Linked DNA regions of Homo sapiens: region 1 is linked to region 2. A link is an interaction called in ENCODE POLR2A ChIA-PET data of the cell type or tissue named here. Cell type or tissue: Panc1. All regions are shown on one strand. Links, peaks and the distances in the headings refer to the core of each region. The heading gives the core; the rest is flanking DNA. Region 1 has its middle 15 kb from the start of ST8SIA2. Region 2 has its middle 78 kb from the start of FAM174B.

Region 1 (2,921 bases), core at 303-2,802, 350 kb before region 2:
AAAGGCTTTATCAAGCCTGCACTCAAGCTTTACTCCTTCCTTTGCCCAAACCTGCTGCCTCTCCCTTCCTCTCATGGGTGTTAGTACCCATAAAAATCCCATCTGCTTTCAGAGAACGCAACCTAGGATAATTGGTACTGGGGGTGGTTCAAGAAAGCAGGCTGGAGTTTCTGAGGAGGAGCACTGGCTGCCAGCTGGCAATGAGGACCCCATCACTGGTGGTGGGTGGAGCATGGACAGCCTCCGGCATGAGGTAGCAGTCCAGTTGTTAAAACTCTCAGCTTTGATGAGCTGGGATGGCACGACAATGGAAGACAATACATTTGATGGAGCAACTGACCACAAGTACGTACTGGGGTGGGACTATAGGACTATAACTATAAGGATAATGGCTTGAAAGGCTATTGTTAAGCACCACTGATATTCCAGAAAACGTTCCTGAAAAGCTACAATTGAAAGGCAAGTATGAAAGCCAGAGGACCTTCCTGGTACCTAACAAAGAGGCTTTCATGTCCTGCAGTGGGAGGACAGAGAAAGCTGAGGCCCAGGCTCAGGACTTCATAGTAAGAGCAGACAAACTCCAGAGAAGTTCAGTCCTCAACCAAAACAGCTCTGTTATGTTAAAGACAGGGTCCTGGAGTGGGAAAAATCAGGCCCACATTTTTGGAATGAGAATATCTAGGCAGATGCTTCTGGAATTTTGAATTCCCAGATTCCTCGGAATTCTCCACACCTGCAAAAAAAAAAAAAAAAAAAAAAAGTCCTAACCCTCCCTATGAAGGTCTAAGATTTAATGCAGAAGCTGCTTCCCCATTAGACAACATACAACCCTTTCAGGATTTGCCCCTGCCTCCTCTCCTGCCCATTAGGCCTGTAATAGGGCTAAGTCACAACATAACCAGTCTGTGGGCCTGTTACAGGAGGAAAGGAGCTATATCCCAAACAGGCTGTAAGCTCTAGCCATGATGTGCTAGCAGGAGGGGGGGTGTTTAATCAGTGACCATGGGTGTTCAATCAGTGGGGTGAGAACATGGCTCAGGCAGAGTATATTGATTTGGGAGCTCTCTCCCAAGATACACCTTGTCAAGAAGTCTGGGAAATGATGCAAACTTGCTACTATGATGGACCCTAGAAACACGGAACAAGTGACAGTTCATGCGAAGTGAAGTTGAAATACCAGAACTGCATGGCAGATGCTGCAGGAAGGGATTAAAAGGCTCTGCGAAGTAGGCATTCTGGAGTAAATATATCATGTGCAGCCAGAAGATACAACAGATGTTCCAATGTTCAACAGATGTGCTAAGAAAGACTCAAAGGAGATACCATTTTCTAAGGCCAGGAGTTAGGGGCACCAACATCACTAAGATGTTCAGAGGTGGCTGTCCCCGGTAAGAAGGGCTGATCTCCTTCCACTCAATGCTGCTTCTGCTCCCTCCTTTCCACAACTGTTGATAGCTAATAAACATCTTGTAACCCATACTTCATTCATCTCAGTGTCTACCTCCAGAGAACCCAACGTGTGCCAAAGAAAAAGAAAAAAAGAATGTGAATTAAAGTCACCTCAAATCACAACCCCCCACTACCACCATAAACATAGTGTGTCTTGAAGACATGATAGCTCTGTCATAAGAATATGAAATCAACCAAACAAATTGTAAACTGTTAAAGTCACCCTTCTGTTTATTCAATGACAATGTCAAAATCTCAACTTTTTCATCAGAATAAAATATAAAAGCCTGCCAGTACCATATGTAAGTGATCTTTAGCCCCCAAACATTTTAAGAATTCTACATTTATGCCTTCCAGACATAACAACGTCCAATATTTTGTAGTATCCAGACCTCTTGACCTGGGTGTCAATTCTCTCTTACCATGTAGCAAATTACCATCAACTTAGCAGCTTCAGACAACACGCACATTATCTCGTAGTAAGTGAGCATTGTCTTCAACTGGCCATGAATAAATTGTGTTATTTTCTTTACAGCCTCTTAAGAGGCTGCAATCAAAGTGTTGCCCTGGGCTGGAGTCTCATCTGAATGCTCAGCTAGGGAAGGATCCCTCTCCAAACTCACTCAGTGATTGTGAGCAGGATTCAGTTCCCCTCTGTGGGTTGTTGAACTGGAACCTCATTTTTCCAATGGCTGTTGGTGGCAAGCCACCCTCCTTTCCTTGCCATGAGGACCTTTTCCACGTGGAAGCTGCTTCATCAAAGTGAGCAAGCCAAGAAGACAATAGAGGGAGTCTCAGAGCAAGATGGAAGTCACCAAATCTGTAACCTCATCATGGAGTTGACATTTCCTCGATGTTGCAAAATTCTATCAGTTAGAAACAAATTATTCAAGGGAAAAAGATTACATAAAGCTGTGAATACCAGGAGAGAGATGTCATTGGGCACCATCTTAGAGGCTGCCCACCACATTAAATATGTGCATATTTATGTTCACAAAGGTGGAATTGTGCTGTTTGATAATCTTCAAATTTCTAAAATGCAAATGACTTTCTATATCCATAACAGTCGTCTGTATATCGTTGTTAATGGCTGCATAGTATTCCATTGAATCACTGTCATGATTTATTCACCAAGCCCTACTACTGAACATGAGATTTTTTTCCAGTTTTTATTTCTACAAGTGATGCTGTTATGCACATCCTTGTATCTAAACATTTCCACACTCATTTATATATTTTCTTGGGAAAGAATTCCTAGAGATGAGTGGCATTGTTGAGTTGGAAGACAATGCTCTTTTTAAAGACTTGTTACTTTATGAAATCTTTTTAATTGATCTCCAAATAAAGGACTTGTTAGATTGGCGAGAGCTCTCCCTTCCTCCCAGTGGTAAAGCATGCTTCTCTTTCCAGGGCATGCCTATGTGCAGGAGAAGCCAGCCTCCTTCTGGTGGGTCTGTATATTCCATTCTTAC
Region 2 (2,921 bases), core at 151-2,650:
GGGAGGGTGGAAGGAGGAAGAGTGTTGAAAAACTCCTTATTGAGTACTATGCTCACTACCTGGGTGACAAGATCATTTGTACACCAAACTTCAGTGACATGCAATGTACCCATGTAACAAACCTGCACCTGTACCCCCTGAAACTAAAATAAAAGTTGAAAAAAATTTTTTTAAACAGTCCAACTAATGGTCCTGAAATAATTGGTTATCTGCATGAAAAAATGATGAACCCAGGCCAGGTGCACTGGCTCACACCTGTAATCCCAGCCCGTTGGGAGGCCGAGGTGGGTGGATCACCTGAGTTCAGGAGTTCGAGATCAGTCTGGCCAACATGGTGAAACCCCGTCTCTACTAAAAATACAAAAATTAGCTAGGCGTGGTGGTGCATGTCTGTAATCTCAGCTACTCAGGAGGCTGAGGCAGGAGAATCACTTGAACCTGGAGGCGGAGGTTGCAGTGAGCCGAGATCGCACCACTCTGCACTCCAGCCTGGGCAACAAGAGCAAAACTTCGTCTCAAAAAAATTAATAAATAAAATAATGAGACCGGGCACAGTGGCTCACACCTGTAATCCCAGCACTTTGGGAGGCCGAGGTGGGCAGACGACCTGAAGTTGGGAGTTCAAGACCAGCCTGACAAACATGGAGAAACCCTGTCTCTACTAAAAATACAAAATTAGCCTGGGCAACAAGAGCAAAACTCTGTCTCAAAAATAAATAAATAAAAATAAAATAAAATAATGAACCTTCCCTGTGACACACAATTTACCTACAAAACAAACCTGCACATGTACCCCTGAACCTAAAAGTTAAAAAAAAAAATGATAATGAACCTCAACACCTCAATAATATCCTCCAGCTGTAGCCATGTTGCTGCAAAGAGCATCTCACATTTATCTCACACTACACATAAAATTGAACTAGAAACTGATTATAAACCTTAAGAGTTCAAAGTAGAAAACTTCTTCAAGAAAATATAGAAAATCTTTGTGACTTTGTGTTAGCCAGGAATTTCTTAAATGGAACACAAAAAACATGAGCCAAACAACCACAACCCAAATGTCCATCAGTAGATGAATAGATAGACAAATTGTGGTATATCTGCACAATGGACTATTATTCAGCTATGAGAAAAATGATCTGGCTGGGAGAGATGGCTCACACCTGTAGTCCTAGCACTTTGGGAGGCTGAGGAAAGCGGATCACTTGAGGTCAGGAGTTCGAGACCAGCCTGGCCAACACGGTGAAACACTGTCTCTACTAAAAATACAAAAATTAGCCAGGCGTGGTGGCACGTGCCTGTAATCCCAGCTACTCAGGAGGCCGAGGCACAAGAATCGCTTGCACCCCAGAGGCGGAGGTTGCAGTGAGCTGAGATCGTGCCATTGCACTCCAAGCTGGGGGACAAGAGTGAAACTCTGTCTCAAAAAAAAAAAAAAAGGATCTAATAACTGATATATACTACAGCACAAATGAACCTTGAAAACATTATGCTGAGTAAAAGAAGCCAGGCATAAAAGCTCACATATTATATGATTCCTTTTATGATACTTCCAGAGTGAGCAAATCCATAGGCACAGAAAGCAGATTAGTAATTACTAGAGGATGGGAGAAAGGGGAAGTGGGAGTGATTACTTAATGCTTATGAGGTGTTTCTTTTGGGGTGTTGAAAAATTGTTAGAGGGTGCTGTTTGCACAATATTACAAATACTCTAGCTGCCACTGAATTCTACTCTTTAAAGGAGCTAATTATATGTTATCTGAATTTCACCTCACTTTATTTTTTTTTCACCACATGAAAAGGTACTTTTATCAAACTTCGAGTCTAAGAACGTACAAATGTTTCTTTTATCATGTCTACAGTAATTGTCTATGCTTTTCCATTTAACTGTTGTTAAAAATTCCACATATCCCCATTATTTCTTCTGTCCCAGTTCCAGTACAATGACGGGGAGGAAGAGGGTTGGTTAAAGCATCCCTCTAAGCAGTTTTCCGCTGTCCCTTCTTTCCAGTCAGAGATTTGTGGATGTGAGGGGATCACGCCACCCCCAGCTGTGGTAGCCTTGATAAGAGAATCCAACTCTTCATCACCACGGACTGCAAGCTGCCAGTGACGCGGAGTGATACGCTTTGCTTTGAGACCCTTAGAAGCATTACCTGCCAGCTCCAGCACCTCTGCAGTGAGGTACCCCGGAATCGCAGCCCTGTGCACGGCAGCAGTGGCACCCACCCTTCCATGGCTTGTGGTGCGAGTCTTCAAGTGTCTGTGGATGCGGCCCACAGGAAACTGTAGCCCAGCTCTCTGTGAGCGAGATACTGCCTTAGCCTTGGCCTTCCCACTGTCCTTTCCAGCTTTGCCTCCGGCCATGTTCTCGGCGCCGACTCCGCCTCCGCCTCCGCCCCGCCGCGCGCCCTCCCGCTGCCGACCCGCGCCGCCGCCGCCGCTCTCCTTCACCTCACTTTAAAAGAAAAGACAGAAGCCATTAAAAAATGAGAAAGCTGAGACTTAAGGAGAGATTTGAGAAGTTTTCCCATGGTCCCTCAGGGTTGTCTGACTTTAAATACACCCTTTTAACCACCGCCCTTGGCTGCCCCGGCCGCCTCACGAACGTAAGCAGAGCTCTCTCTGGGTTGAAGGAAGCTAGAGAATTTACATTCCCTGTATTTCCCAAGTTTTATATACTGAGCAAAAAAATATGTTCCTATAAACTCTTGAACATTACACCACATGACTGCGAAAAAAATGATTGTCTTGTAAATACTGGACAAGAGGCACCGAAGTGTTGTCCCTGACAAATGGATGACAAGCATTGAGTTTTCTGCCTTCTACTTTTCTGTATTATCCTGATTTAATAGTCATATTTAAAAGTTTATCATGAAAGAAAATAAGCTTGAAAACCATTTAAATTGAATAGGCTGCCT

Evidence for each region. Peaks named below come from ENCODE experiments on the same cell type or tissue, not always from the same donor. Only the 100,000 strongest peaks of a DNase experiment are listed, where the experiment ranks them.
Region 1: POLR2A ChIA-PET joins it to region 2 with 6 read pairs; 3 of 35 experiments call an interaction of 5 or more read pairs at or near these places.

Annotation. Positions count from the first base shown.
Region 1 is chr15:92,377,371-92,380,291 of GRCh38, forward strand. No RefSeq gene overlaps it. Among named protein-coding and RNA genes, the nearest start is that of ST8SIA2, 15 kb to the right of the region's middle. In Panc1, for the core only: no CTCF peak of the experiment used is centred there; no DNase peak of the experiment used is centred there.
Region 2 is chr15:92,731,829-92,734,749 of GRCh38, forward strand. It overlaps the pseudogene H2AZ2P1. Among named protein-coding and RNA genes, the nearest start is that of FAM174B, 78 kb to the left of the region's middle. In Panc1, for the core only: no CTCF peak of the experiment used is centred there; no DNase peak of the experiment used is centred there; H3K4me3 peaks cover 750 bases; H3K27ac peaks cover 824 bases.